Regions from separate parts of the Homo sapiens genome. Here region 2 is linked to region 1. Evidence: read pairs that join two places in POLR2A ChIA-PET (ENCODE). Cell type or tissue: MCF 10A. All regions are shown on one strand.

Evidence for each region. Peaks named below come from ENCODE experiments on the same cell type or tissue, not always from the same donor. Only the 100,000 strongest peaks of a DNase experiment are listed, where the experiment ranks them.
Region 2: POLR2A ChIA-PET joins it to region 1 with 12 read pairs; 3 of 35 experiments call an interaction of 5 or more read pairs at or near these places.

The regions. Positions count from the first base shown.
Region 1 is chr10:114,704,237-114,712,236 of GRCh38, reverse strand. It overlaps a transcript of ABLIM1 not described here. Among named protein-coding and RNA genes, the nearest start is that of ABLIM1, 50 kb to the right of the region's middle. RefSeq lists an enhancer at 1-473. In MCF 10A, no CTCF peak of the experiment used is centred here; DNase peaks (open chromatin) are centred at 2,056 and 3,036.
Region 2 is chr10:114,573,841-114,581,840 of GRCh38, reverse strand. ABLIM1 (actin binding LIM protein 1) reads left to right here. Exons shown (of 23, transcript NM_002313.7): 3 at 6,242-6,425. Among named protein-coding and RNA genes, the nearest start is that of ABLIM1, 80 kb to the left of the region's middle. In MCF 10A, no CTCF peak of the experiment used is centred here; DNase peaks (open chromatin) are centred at 4,530, 5,590 and 5,870.

The sequences.
Region 1 (8,000 bases):
GGATTACAGGTGCCCACCACCATGCCTGGCTAATTTTTGTATTTTCAGTAGAGATCAGGTTTCACCATGTTGGCCAGACTGGTCTTGAACTCCAGACCTCAAATGATCCAACCACCTTGGCCTCCCAACGTGCTGGGATTACAGGTGTGAGTCACCGAGCCCAGCCATTAATGTACTTTGTAATGAAAATCTTTTCCCTGTCACCCTGGAGACCCCCAGGCAGGATATGCTGAATATTTTCCACATGCTCCTCCGATTCCATTCTCCACCCTTTGCCCTGCTGTGCTCCTAGAGACTAACCCCGATGGCTACAGCAACGGCTCCCTTGACTTCTGCTTCAAGTTGGGCCCAGTTGGTGCGGGGGGCACTTAGCAGGATATCTGAGGGTGGGAGGAGAGTGTGGTTGGGGTATTTATTCCCTGGACTCCTTCTCTACCAGGTCACTGTTGGTTGTCTGTCTATGAAAGGCCACAGGTCCTGACAAGCCCCCCTCCCTCTCCACTCAGCTACTCACTTCAGGTTCTAGCATCGACTCCACCCCTTGCCTCTTTAGGCCTAGGGGTAAGCAACAGCTCCCCACTGTTGCTGGCTCAGGGTAGTGCATGCCCCTTGTGGGTTTACCTGAACCCTGACCACACCTTTGTAAATATCCCCTTTGTTAAACCTTTTTCAAGTTCTCCAGTTTGATTGTAACATCTGTCACCTGCCAAGACTCTGGCTGATATGCAGGTTTAGCGTGGGGGCTGGCACGCCTGGTGTTAGAGTGGTGTCTGTGACTGTGAGATTTGGGTCTATCATAAGCTTTACAGTTGGCTTCTCAATGGTCTTAACACTGTCACCATGGAAACTGAACATCAAAAGACAAGGGAAGGTTATGGATGAAGAGGCTCTGAGACATACCCAGTACCCTATAAAAGCCATTGTATAGCAACAGGAGGGCTCTTGGTAAGTTGAAGTGGGATGACTGCAGACAAATGGCAAAAGAAAATGATGCAAACCCCTAGTGAAACACAATTTCTAATGGGAGCCTGGAAAGCAGAAGCCATTCCGTTCCTTACGTGTAACAACCAGAAATAAGATGACTTTTGCTACTTTTGTTCTTGTGATTGATAGGGGAAAACATAGATCTTCAGACAGAAACAGAAGACATACAGGGACAACAGATTCTTCAAAAGAGTAGGAATATCCTGAACATTGTCCTAGTCATGGAGTGGCCTTCTTAGGCCCACATATAAACCGGCATGAGCTTATAGGTCATCTTTGAGTGGAACCCATCAGATGTCTTTGGGATTTTGGAATGCGTGAGGGATAAGCAAATGCTCCAAAGCCTTGCCTTTTCTACTGATCGAATGGAACACAAATACTTAGTGTGCAAATATGGTCCCTTGTGTTTCTTTCTGGAAAGCCAAAATATGTGTTCTGTGAAGATTGCTTTATTTTATTTTTATTTATTTTTTGAGACACAGTGGGCTCTGTCGCCCAGGCTGGAGTGCAGTGGCACCATCATGGCTCATTGCAGCCTTGACCTCCTGTGCTCAAGCAATCCTCCCACCCCAGCTCCCAAGTAGCTGGGACTACAAGTGCAAGCCACTAAGCCTGTTTAATTTTTATGTTTTTAGTAGAGATGGGTGATATGGTTTGGCTGCGTTCCCACCCAAATCTCATCTTGAATTGTAGCTCCCATAATTTGCACATGTTGTGGGAGGAACCTGGTGGGAGATAATTTAATATGGGGATGGTTTCTCCCATACTGTTCTCGTGGTAGTGAATAAGTCTCATGAGATCTGATGGTTTTATAAGGGGTTTCCCCTTTTGCTTGTCTCTCATTCTGTCTTGCCTGCCACCATGTAAGATATCCCTTGCTTTTCTGCCATGATTGTGAGGCTTCCCTAGCCCTATCGAACTGTGAGTCAATTAAACCTCTTTCCTTTAAAATTACCCAATTTTGGGTATGTCTTTATTAGCAGTGTGAGAACAGATTAATACAATGGGATTTCACCATGTTGCCGAGGCTGGTAAAGATTGCACTGTAATACAATTCTGATAGTTGCCAAAGCCCTACTGAGTCACTCTAACTCTGGATCTGTTGGGCAGTTGAGCTGTAAAAGAAGTGGATAGCAAGTCCAGTGGAAATCTTGGACCTGAGTAACCATTTACTTCAAAGAATAGGAGATTTTAGTTGCATGACAACTCTTGCCCAAGTAAATATGTGTGTGTACACATGTGTGCACATGGTGGGAGTGGTGGTATATGTAGTTATTATCACAGATTAGGGGAAAGTCAAGGTTTTATGGACCCTGAGGCTTATGTAAGTTTGAGAACCCTGTTTAGAAAAAGCATAAAAAATTATGAACACAAAGTTAAACATCAAAGTGAATATTTAGGAAGGGAAAAAAGTCACAACAAATGACAACATTTCAAAAGTGGTAATTCCTAAATATCATAAAATACAGAAAACTAACAAGCAGCTGATTAATAAACATGTTCTGACGTACCTGTATAATATTTTCCCTGCTACATTTTTGACAGCATATTCCTTGATTGCCTTTTCATATGACAATAACTTTGTAGTTTTTTCTATGTAGAGAAAAGAACCTTTCGCCTTTCCTCTAGCGTAGTTTATTGAAATTTATCTTTTATTTTTGGTAGCTGGTTTACATAAAACAATCTCATACACAAATGTACTCACTGCTACAGTTTTAGATCAATAAATATAGGAATTTTGATCATCTCCATTTCACATAGTGGCCATTAAAAATGTATATGGTGCATTTATAATTATAACTGTTTTAAGCATATTTATGACAGGAGAGAACTTCTGTTTTGACTCTATGTTGATGAAAACAAGATTCTCTGCTCCTAATATTACAGGTCTGATGGCTGGAAGATTTTTCTATAAACCAGCTTTCTGCTTTATACGATTCAAACCTTGTTTCTCTTCCACTACGTAACAAACTCCAGTGTTGGGTGCTAAGGAACGCATTCCCATCTAACTCCAGTGTTGGGTGCTAAGGAACACATTCCTATCACGGCATGGCTTCTGGTCTTGCATTTCCATATCATGACTCTAGATGAGTCACCATAGTAAACAGTAAAAGTTTCTAGAAATCATTTCCACAATTTGCAGTAATAGCTAGCAGTAACTTAACTATGCAGGGAAGTGACCATACAGCCATACATGTGGTCCATGAAACCTAAAACTAAATATAGCCCTAATCAACTTCCCCTTAGCCAAGTTCTTAAAAAATGCTTCTCGAAAAGTACCAATACCAGTGCCATTCCAATGCTGACCTGGAAGAGGGGAGGTCAAAATGGAAAGACATGGTAATCTTAAAAGATGGTGATTAAAATATCACTTTTTGGTACAGATTTTACAAACCTGTGGCCATGTGGATAAAGATGAGGACTTTGAAGGTGGTCCCTGAACATTAAGTATGATCAGCTTGGTGCAAAGTTTATCAAGCATTAAAAAACTGACCCCAGATTTTATCACCTAGAATTGACTTTTAGGATATGTAGATTTTATTAGTCAGTTGGTTATTTTCTCTGCTCTTCTTTCCTCTTTCTTAACTTTGCTTTTATCCCCCAAATATAGATGGAGAATAGCAGCTCCTTTAAAAAGTACTCAGTTCATTTGCTTTCCTTTTGTTGTCTTCTTATTCTCCCCATGTTTTCCCCTGTACCCCCTCTTGCTCCTTTCTTTTGCCAGAAATACACAACTTACTTTAATGGGTGTCATGTCTACCTCCAGTTACCATCCCCATGTAGTTTTGGGGTCCCAGGGAAGGAGGGTCCCTGTCCCTTCCTCCATGCTCCTTGCCAAGCAGGGAGGAGGGAACTGGGACACTCCTTTTTCTGTGGCAGAAGGAGCCTGGAGAGGACTGGAGGAAGCTCTTTCAGGGAAACAGCGGCTGTTTTTCTTAGACCAAGAGATTCATAATGGCCTTCAGAGGGTGTAGCTATGTTGCCATCATAATTACAGCCTTGGAATGGTGCCTGTTGAGGTCGTTTTGTTTCAGAATGTACCAGAAGCTGGATCACTTTGTCTGGAGGTAGCTCGGCATGCATTTCACGCTTGCCATCATTCTCATGGGGGCTCCTTTTTTAAACGCTCTTCTCCTTAGTGACTAAGGTTGGTTTTAACAAGGTTTTCCATCATCAAGACCGTTGAGTTGCACCTGTTTTGTCTGCAGCACCACATGTAAACAAATAAAAGACCTGCCACCAGGACAGGCTTTGAAAAACAGCGGTTAGCATAAAGGCTTAGTACAAAATTGAAAACTGTTGGTAATTAGGTTTTTTGTTGTTGTTGTTGTTTGTTTGTTTGTTTGTTTTGAGACGGAGTTTTGCTCTTGTCGCCCAGGCTAGAGTGCAATGGTGCAATCTCCGCTCACTGCAACCTCTGTCTCCCATGTTCAAGTGATTCTCCTGCCTCAGCCTGCCGAGTAGCTGGGATGACAGGCACCCGCCACCACGCCTGGCTAATTTTTGTATTTTTAGTAGAGACCGTGTTTTCACCATGTTGTCCAGGTTGGTCTCGAACTCCTGGCCTTAAGTGATCCGCCCACCACGGCCTCCCAAAGTGTTGGGATTATAAGTGTGAGCCACCGTGCCCGGCCGGTAATTAGTTTTTTATGACTAGTACTCAGGAAGCCAGGGGCAGCAGGATTGATGGTTTAGCAAATTTGTCATTAAAACAAAACTGGGCCAGGTGTGGTGGCTTACGCCTGTAATCCCAGCACTTTGGGAGGCCAAGGCAGGCATATCACTTGAGGTCAGGAATTCAAGACCAGCCTGGCCAACATGGTGAACTTCGTCTCTACTAAAAATTTTAAAATTAGCTGAGTGTGGTGGTGTGCGCCTGTAGTTCCAGCTACTCGGAAGGCTGAGGCTGGAGAATCGCTTGAACCTGGGAGGCAGAGATTGCAGTGAGCTGAGACTGCACCACTGCACTCCATCTTGGGTGACAGTGCGAGACTCCATCAACAGCAACAACAGCAAAAAACTGAACCCTTACTGGAGAACTTTGGGATATGATGGTCTCTAATTGCACTGTATGTATGGTAGTCACTCATCACATGTGGTCATTGACCACGTTTGAAATGACAGTATTTTTGATATATTAGGTTAAATAAAAATCTTAAAAATCTTAAAATTAATTTTACCTGTTTCTTTTTACCTTTCTAATGTAGTTACTAGACAAATTTAAATTACATTATTTGTATATCACATTCTATTTCCATTGACAGTGCTGGTCTACAATACACCATTCTGTATGCCTGAAAGTGTATTAATGATGCCTTCCAGGCTCCCTGTAAGTTTCGGGAGAGGTTGTTTTCATGTTCTTTAGGACTGGGCAGGGCTGAATTTTTTTTTTTTTAAAGTAGAAGAAAACTGAAACATAATGAATCACAGTAGCAGGCCGTTCTCATTATAAGAAATGAGTATTAGGATTATGAAACCCCTTGGGGGATGTAACAAAAACAACAAAACAAGTTCTCAGCTTTTAGGAAAATATTGCCCTGAAAGGTTATCTCTTGTAACCCTGCTTCCACAGATTATAATTCAGCAGTTGCTGTGGACGTCTTTAGCCTCAGGCTTCATTACATTGGTGTGGAGAGAGAGAAATATGTGGTTCTCTCTCCTCCTTCAGACTCTTAAATCATACCTGGCATCCGCCTCCAGGGAAAAATTTGGTGCTGGGATTTATAGTTGTTTATTGTTTGTGCTTCCAGCATGTGGACTGTGCATTAATTTGTTTCTCAGGGTCAATTTTGGTATCATCATTGCCAGCAGACATTTGTGAGAATAACTCATAGTTTAGGATTTATTTATTGATAAGCGTATTCCACAAAACTTTGACAATCAGCTGATGATGAGCTGGTACTACTCCTGTTAATTCAATATCGTTTATATAACTTGGGTGATAAAATGAACGTCGTGAAACAATGCTACAAAGTCTGTCCTAGGAAGAGGACTTGTGCCTAAATCAGTTGAACTCCCAAAGTTTTCCCAACACTTGGCCTTTGCTATACTGATTTGTATGTAGTTTTCCCTTCTCCTTCTCTAATTATATCTTACTGTTTTTTACACAGCAGATACTCAACAGATTCTTCTTGCATGGTTGTCAGATTCTGAGATTGTCATCAAGAAGGATTGTAGTCTTTCTTGCACTTGAGATTGAGGTTTAAAGATCTGAGTTTGACTTGGTGATTTTTCAAAGGATCCAGTTCTTTAGGGTAAGAATGATGACTGCCTTGTATTAGAGGTTTCAGGATAAACCTGATCTGTTGCCTATTTGTCTTGGGAATTCACCTGGTGAAATGTATTAACAAGTAATTTGATCCATACTCCCACTTCGCTACTCTGTCCTTGCACTGTAGTCTTCTCCACATAAAACAAGATATATCATCAAATTTCAAATTTTTTGTTATGATTTTCTCTATTGAAGTTGTCTTTGTTGATGAAAATATCTTACATAACTTCCTTTGGAAGGTAGGGATACAGTTTCTTAACCTTTTCTGCTTTGGCATTGCACTGAATTTTAGAGAGACTGCTTTAGTTTTTGTGCCTATCATGGTGCCCAGCCTTTCTCACCAAGGGTCTGAGTAGATTTTTGTTGAATGAATGACTTCTTGTATTTTCTGTCAGTCTCCTGTGTTTGCCCATCCCCAAACCATCTCCATTTCCCGTTTCCTTCATCCTTACTCGTTATGTCAAGCCTCTGCAAACTGTGGCTTTCAGAACATCCCCTCCAGATTCCACTGTTTGAGGTCTTCGCCTTGCCCTCTTCATTTGCATCCTGCCCACTGGTGACCTATCCCCTCATGAGCCATGGCAAGATCCCTGTGGGTGCCCATGTTTCACTTTAGGATATGGAATGATGCCCAGCAACTATTATGGGTTTTGTATCCTAACCTCAAGTCTTTATCAATAAACTTTATTTTAGTAACTGCTTTAAAATATGCCTCACACTGGTTGGTTCTAGTCAAGTCAGAATTCTTCGTACTTCTTGTGTTTTAGCATTTAAAAATGACCTATGCTCTTCCCTAGAAGTCTTAAATATCCTAATATCTAAGATAGTTTAAGTACACTTTTACCTGGGGTTGGAGCTTGAACAGATACTTCTCAGGCCCCTCTTGGAGCTGACTCCACACTTGCTTAGTCTAAGAACCAGACCTGATGCTAATGAAAAAAAAAAGAACTTGAACTTCCCTTTCTTAAACCTCACCATGTCAAGGCACAGCCATGGGTTTGGAAATTTGGGGCATGACTACCGAATCCTTTGAAAACGTCTTAAGACTGGTATACATGAAGGGAATTCTAAAGTAGTCTTTCTCCTTAAGCTGATGAACTATTCATGAGTTTGTCTTTGAGAATCAGAATGCGCTGAAGTTGGGCTTGACGCCTTATTAGAGTCAATGATCCACTAAATCTTTATCCTTGGAAACAATCTGTGGATTCTCTTTGTAGCAATACCCTATAACAGAGAGGACTTACACACTCCCATGCATGCCAGAGAAAAGGCCTTGGACCCCACAGCCTCCCAGGAAGGGAGAGACATTTTCTCTGCCCGTTTTCTCTTTCTCCCCACCCCCACCCCCCTTAGAATGACCAAAGGCAGGCTTTGGCTGCGAATCACTTTATAGAAAGTGATATGAAGCATAAATGAGCTATAACCAATTTAAGGAAAGCTTGAAACTGGGCATTGGGAAATCTCTGCCAATATGTAATACTCTTACTAAATTCTGGCTTAGTAGCCGGCCAAAGCAGATTTATAGATAATCCCCATTTATGAAAATGTTCTACTGAGACCACTGTGCAGTTACATTTTAATAGTTTATGTGGTAACAATTTAGGCTCTTGTTATTCCAAGATACCTCACAGATGTAACGCGCGCAATATATATATATATATATATATATATATATATAGAGAGAGAGAGAGAGAGAGAGAGAGAGAGAGCGAGAGAGAGATAGAGTGTCAGAGAGAGAGAGAGA
Region 2 (8,000 bases), 130 kb after region 1:
AATTAGTACATCTAGAGCACATGGCCCTCATCACTGGAAATGAGGAGGGTGTAAGACAGGTCCCAGAACTTTCATGGGGCAAATTCAGAAGGGCTCCTTCTTCCCTGAGAAGAGCTGACCACCTGGCAGCATGCTAGATGGGTTTTCCTAGAAAAGAGAAGAAAGGACCCACCCAAGGCTACTGGCACCCCAATTAAAATGCTCATGTTGCTCAAAACTGAATTGAAAACATTGATCATGTTTGCTTAGCATCCCCCTCTCTCTTACTGGTACAAATTGATTAAAACCTGTATGAGAGCAGTAGCACAAGAAAGAGATGTTCAGTCTACTGATATGGATGAAGAAAATGTCTTTGACATTTTGCCCCCAAAACCCACCATTGGGTAGAGTTTTAGGTATGACCCATTCTCTTAAATGTTTGGCAGTATGAACTAGTGAACAGGCAGATGGAGTGTTGCAGTGAATTTGTTGGAACATAAAATGTTACTACCGTTTTTAGAAGGTTGAAGAAATAGTTGCTACTGCAGCCCTGTTCATGCCATTAAAATACTGTTCTGTTTTCACCCTTGTTGGACACCCCCATACTTTGTTCCCCTCCTGTTCCATGGTATTTTTACTACATGGGCAGCTCCTGTTACTTTTTTTAAAAGATTTCAGCTTTTAAAATATGCCTGTTACTAATTTTGCAACTTTTATATAAAATTTCTTGGATGTACATGTTCTTCTTTAGTAGTTGATTGTATTCAGTGGTTTCTAGAGAATGAATTCCAGAGCATAGCATCCACAAGGCACAGGACTTTTTATAGCCAGGCTTTGGTGGTGGCAAAAAAGGGCAGGATTTAGTTGGCACCTTGAGTGGGGAATGTTTTAAATAATTGATCAGAAGAAAGCAATTAATCTCTTTCACTAGAAGCCCTATTTTTTAATGAAAGGAATCTATGCTTTTCCCTGGGCGTATGTTAACTGTCAGCTAACGACTAATGGAGCACCCAAAGTAAAAATCTAAATATACCCTACTGAAGTTTGACTTTACTAATTGAGATGTTTGTGATCATTTAGATGTGAAAGTTTTGCTTTGTACCACCAGTGAAGAGTATTTGCTAAGTTGTTAATATCAAACAGACCAAAATTTTGTTAAAAAAAAATAATGTTCACCTTTAGATATTTTTGGTTAAAAAGAGTAATGCCTTTGTCAGAGTATAATTTTCAAAAAGTATAGGACTCTTATACAAATCTGGAATGAGCATGTATCAAAGATTTATTCAACTTATTAATGACAGAACCAGCAGGATGTTAAAGTTGGTTCCAAGGAGAAATAAAGTTGGGTTGGCTGGGTGCCGTGGTTCATGCCTATATTCCCAACAGTTTGGGAGGCCAAGGCAGGAAGATCACTTGAGGCCGAGAGTTCAAGACCAGCCTGTGTAATATAGCAAGAAACCAGCCTGTGTATACAAAAAAATTAAAAATTAGCTGGGCCTGGTGGCACATGCCTATAGTCCTAAGCTACTTGGGAGGCTAGGGCAGGAGGTTTTCTTGCACCCAGGAGTTGAAGGCTGCAGTGAGTTATGATCATGCCACTGTACTCCATGCTGGGCAACAGAGCAAGACCTTGTCTAAAAAATATATATATATATAATATATAATATATAATATTAAAATAAAGGAGTGGGTTATAAAGGCATTCAAAAAGGAATGTCAGAATAAGATGGCTGGGCTAGATGTAAAACTGATTCATGGTTCAACACGATGATAAAACCAGACAGAAGTCATCTGCATCTCTACTGGACAAGAATAAAAAAGTTAACATTAACTTCTAAAGTCTGGGCCTTTCATCAATAGGAAAGGGCTTGTCCAACACCGATCTAGTCTCCCCGGATAATGAAATAATCCTTATGTGATCTGTGAAACAATGCCCCAGTATGACATTTAAAGAACATGCCTTCTTCCCTTTACCTTGTTTACAAGTTTTGGATAATTTTTCTTAACATTACTGTGATTAAAGGTGAACTTCTATTTATATGAGGAACCTAGAGGAGTTAAATTCATAGAGATAGAAAGTAGAATGGGGTTGCCCAGGGCTGGAGGAAGAGGGAATAGGGATTTTAATGGGTGCAGAGTTTCAGTTTTGCAAGATGAAAAGAGTTCTGTGGATGGATAGCAGTGATGGTTGCACAACAATGTGAATGTATCTAATGCCACTGACCTGTACACTTAAAAATGATTAAGATGGTAAATTTTTTGTTATATGCATTTTGTCACAATTAAAAATAAAATTACAAAATGGACTGACAAGTGGGTATATGAAGAAAAAATTAATAATTCTTTACCCTCCTGAGAGAACCAATTTAATGGTTCTGTTTATGTTAACTCACTTTACCTAGTTCATAAAAACATGACTTATCTAAAAATGGGATTTTTAAAATCGTTTACTCTGTGACATTTGTTCTTTTCACTGAACAATATATCACAGACAGATCAATGTCTGCAACGTAGAGGGCTGTCAATATCCACAATCCAGAGGGCTAAATTCATTCTTTTTAATACCAGCTCCATAGACTGGACATAGCATAATTTATTCAACTATTTTTCTACTAATGAAAGTTTAGATTGTTTCCTGTTGTTTTTCTTTTCCTGCCAATACAAATGTTGTTAAAAAAAATTGTTTTACTACAGCAGAGCCATGCTGAAGGCCAGGTTTTGAGTAGTGATAGCAAGAAGGCAGAGGAGGGAATGGATCAAAGAAACACCTCATTGGGCCAGGAGCAGTGTCTCACGTCTGTAATAACAGTACTTTGGGAGGCTGAGGTGGGCAGATCACCTGTGGTCAGGAGTTCAAGACCAGCCTGGCCAATGTGGTGAAACCCCATCTCTACTAAAAATACAAAAATTAGCCAGGCGTGGTGGCAGGGACCTGTAATCCCAGCTACTCGGGAGGCTGAGACAGGAGAATCGCTTGAACCCAGGAGGCAGAGGTTGCAGTGAGCTGAGATCATGCCACTGCACTCCAGCCTGGGCAACAAAGAGTGAAACTCCATCTCAAAAAAAAAAAAAAAAAGAAAAGAAAGAAAGAAAGAAAAAGAAACACCTCATTGGGGAAATGGGTTGGATTTGGGTCCAGTTGAAGATGTTGATGTTGGCTGGGCGTGGTGGCTGATACCTGTAATCCCAGCATTTTGGGAGGCCGAGTTGGGCAGATCACCTGAGGTTACGAGTTCAACACCAGCCTCACCAACATGGTGAAACCCCATCTCTACTAAAAATACAAAATTAGCCGGGTGTGGTGGCACATGCCTGTAATCCCAGCTACTTGGGAGGCTGAGGCAGGAGAATCGCTTGAACTGGAGAGGTGGAGGTTGTAGTGAGCCGAATTCATGCCATTGCACTCCACCCTGGACAGCAAGAGCGAAACTCCATCTCAAAAAAAAAAAAAACAACAGAAAATGTTGATGTTGATGTAAGAGTTGGAGAATGGATACAGCTACCATTTTGATGAGAAAGGGAATAGAAAAAGAACAGCAGAAGGTTTTATGGGGGATGGCAGAGCAACTGTGAGGAAAGGGTGTGTTTGGAAAATGCTGGGTTTGAGAGAGGCATGGCGGTCTGCCTGTGCCCAGCACACAGCTACAAATCAGGGTCTAAAGCTTGGGGAAGACATCACAGAGAGAGATCATTAATTTGATCATCCCTCGCATAAAGTTATAGTTGAGGTTGTGAGAGTGAATGAGATCTGTTCCCAGGGAGGCCTTACATCATAGAGGGAGGAGATGGCACCCATAGGAGTGACCTGCATTTAGGGGCCTGGCCACTGAGACTGAGAAGGAGTAGACAGAGGAGGAGAAACAGGAAAGTAAAGCCTGGGGAGGCAAGAGAGGGAAGAGTCTGAAATGATGTGACAGCTGGTCCATTTTCAGGAAATGTAATAATGTTAAGTATATTTTAGGTACTGGCATCATAGGCCCCCCTTCTCACTGCTTGTTGCATATGCCTTTAGGAACACCTGCCTCTGGGAGTCACATCAAACACTGGTTTCCTTGTATAAACCACCAGAAATAATGGTATGGTTTGTAAGCCACCTTGAGCACTACTTTAAGGAAAAAGCCAAATCAAATCATAATAAGGCACAGTTTGAATGTAGCTTGGCATCTCTCAGTAGTGTTAAGAATTCATTTTTTAAGGCTATGTTATGTTCACAGAAACTAGGACTTTATTAATAAAGGATACTATATGTCAATTTCACAAAACCATGTGATCTGGAAAAGGCTGCAGACAGGTGCCCTAAGAAAGCAGTAAATACAAATAATTTCTAAAACATTTAGAATTAGCTTTGAAACTATCTCAATCTATTTTTTGTGTATTGCCACCAGATTACCCTTTTGACACCACATCTTTGTATAACGACTCTGCATTTTTAAGCCATAGCTGACTGGAGGAGAGAATTTAGGGAATTACCAGTAGTCTGGATGCATTGTTGTGTCACTTCTCAGGGCTTTGAGAAATCCTAAGTTTGGAAAAATAACTGAGTCATCAGAACTTGATGTCACTGAGGAGTGAAATCAGTGGGAACCTGCCAAGTTTCAGGCAGGATTCAGTTTATTTCAAACATTGTGTTTCCTGTTTTATATTAGATACAATTAGGTTCCTGAAGAAGAATCAAAAGAAGACTCTCACCCCTCAAATACCTTGCCATCTTGTAGAAAAATAAGATCTGCACATAGACAGATATTGAAGAAAACACTCTAAGGTTCTGTGACCCGCTACCCCCAGACTGCCTATTGTTGCTGAAGGAATTTGCAATCAGAATGAGGCCAATCCACACGTGGGTTCCCCTGACCCACAGGACTCATCTGGGGAAGAAGAAGCAGGTGGGAGAACAGTGGGGGCAGAGGAGAGGTTGGCAGGTGAGAGGAGGCAGCAGGTGGTGAATGAGCTGTTTTCCAGATAATATGATCACAGGAGTATTTATAGGGTGGTCAGTTTCAGGCATGATGGACTCAGGCCATAATCTTGGGTTACTTAATTGTAAATTGCAAAGAAGAAGGTCATGGCTGTGGAGTGTTGATCTAAACAAAGACTGATGAATCCACAATGGAAAGTTTGTTTGTGGGTTTTGGATCACCTTGAACGTCTTCCGTAGCTTGTAGTTAGTGAAGAGTCCTGACTGAAGGTGGGGGAGTCGTGACTTTCATCAGAACCTTACTGAAGCCCTAGTTCATCTAGATGAATTAAGGAGTCATGGGAACTCAGCAGATGAACCCTGGGAGCATTCGAGCAGGTCCTTAGGAAAGCAATTTACTGATTGAACTCACCTTGTCCCCACCCCAACTGAATACCAAATAATCAAGAAGAATCCTGGATTCTTTGCCTAAGGAATTATAAATTGGAATCAGTTGACCTTGGGGATAGCAAGGTTAGGGTCAGAGATTTCCAGCTTTGGCTGTTGCTTCTCAGCCATTTGGCAGAGAGAGATCTTTACTGTCAGGGACTGCTTTAGGCTTTATTTGCAGACAAATTGTTGTGACCTACTCTGGTCTTGTCTGAACACGTAGACCAGGCCCAAGCTCCCACTGCCTGTTTGCACCATCTCCCTAATCCACAGCTGCACAGTCGGAAGGAGATGCCAAAATCCAGACACAATAAAGCATCCAAATAACAGGTCTTTCCTCTTTTGCCTGTTTGTTTTTTATCTCTCTATAATATATAAATAATTGGCTTATTCTATTTACTGCACAAAGAAAAAATGAAACATCTGAATTTTTCGTAGCAGTGGAAAGTAGTTCCAGAGTGTGAAAAAATACAGCTATCGGAAATTTCAGCTACTGCCTTTGGTATAATGGAAATTTATTACTCAACTCCTAACAATCTTGGCCCAAACCATGTGGTTGTGTGGGCAGGCAGTGGGCACCTTTCCTAAATAGCACACTGCCAGGGACACCTTTGCTCATATTTGAGACAGCCTGAATGAAGGGTATCTTTCTATCAAAGACTGTTTGATTATCTCAGAATTTTAGACATATCACAAAAGCTGTTGAGACCTAGCCAGTGGATTTTACTTGTATGAGATATTGCATAGCTCCCAAAGGGAGGGTCAGAGCCCAATAATAAATAGCTCTTTGTAGCCATCCCCTCCCTAGCCCCAAACCATTGAGATCACAGGGTGAGCAACCAGTCAGTATTCACTCAAAGGCAGTGCTGCCCGGCAGTGTGGCAGATAATGACCAGATGTGAACTTGTCTCTCTACAGTGTGTGGCTGTGACCTGGCACAAGGGGGCTTCTTCATAAAGAACGGAGAGTATCTCTGCACCCTGGACTACCAGCGGATGTACGGGACACGCTGCCATGGCTGTGGGGAGTTCGTGGAGGGCGAAGTGGTGACTGCTCTGGGCAAGACCTACCATCCCAATTGCTTTGCTTGTACTATCTGCAAGTAAGTGAGCCTATCTTTCCAAAGCCTACACCTTCCTCCAACAGAGAAATGCTGGTTTGGGCTGTTAAAGGTTGGATTATACACCTTTTGTCTTGAGTAGCACATACTCTTATCCTTAGATTTCTTTCTTACTGTACTATCAGTCCTAGTAAAAAAAGTAGATTAGTTGGAAACTGTATGTGTGATGTCCTCTACAAAGTAATATGACTGATTTTTAGTAGATTGAAACTAATTCTGAAAGCAGCTCTGGGTCTCAAAACATTTTGGAGCAATAAAAACATCAGGGGGAAATGGCATAACTGCTTAGAAGGATAAAGCTTATTTGGAAGTATAAATTCCTAGGCATGTGTGTGTGTTTAAAATGGTCTCTTTCATCTATAATAGGCGGTGGCAAACTGTGTCCCATGGGCTGAATTAGGCCTGATACCTGTTTTTGTGGATAAAGTTCTATTGGAACACAGCCACTCCCACTTGTGTGTGGCCTATAGCTGCTTCCACGCTGCAACAACAGAGTTGAGTCATTGCGACAGAGACCATATGGTCCGCAAAGTCTTAAAAAATTTACAATCTCATCTTTGGGGGGAAATATTTGCCAACCCTGTTCTCTATGTATCTGTCATCTACCAAGGTTGTATCTTAACTGTGCAAACCAGCTTGATTAAAATGATCAGTCAGGCTGGGCGTGGTGGCTCACCCTTATAATCCCAGCACTTTGGGAGGCCGAGGCAGGTACATCACCTGAGCTCAAGAGTTTGAGACCAGCCTGGCCAACATGGTGAAACCCTGTCTCTACTAAAAATACAAAAAAATTAGCCAGGCGAGGTGGCAGGTGCCTGTAATCTCAGCTGCTTGGGAGGCTGAGGCAGGAGAATGGCTTGAACCCGGGAGGCGGAGGTTGCAGTGAGCCGAGATCGTGCCACTGCACTCCAATCTGGGTGACACAGCAAGACTCCATCTCAAAAAAAATAAAATAAAATAAATAATAAAATGATCAGTCAGAGAACAAGAAAACTATGTGAAGTGTGAGTGGGAAAATGTGGGGCTTTTTGTGGTTTTTGTGTTTTGAGGTCTGCATGTTATAAAACTTAAGATAGGTTTGATTCCTGTAACTAGGAGACTCACCACCAAGGGTCAGCTGCTTTATTGATCAATTCTAATTTGGCAATTTTGCAATCCAGTGCCTTTTCAAGTGGAGATCTATTTGCTATGCCTTTCTAAAAACCCCAATTCAGAGGAGACGTGTTGTCTGTTTTTCAGCATTGTATGTTTCTAAGCCAGAGAGATGTAAGCTCTAGAAGGGAAGATTCAATATTGTGTAATTAATTAACAAGATAATACTGATAAATCATAATAAGACACAAAATATTCATAATAAAATTATTTAAATAACTTTATAGCTATGTATTAGCTCATTTCTCTATTTCATTTTTTTAAATCATAATTTAATAATTCTGGATGAATGAACTGAATATTTTTCTGTATTTAATCAAAAGCAAAGTTCTGCCCTGATTTTTCCCTTTTCAGGCTGTGGCACACAGCCTGGTTAAGAGTCCTGGGCTGGCATGGAGCCCCAAG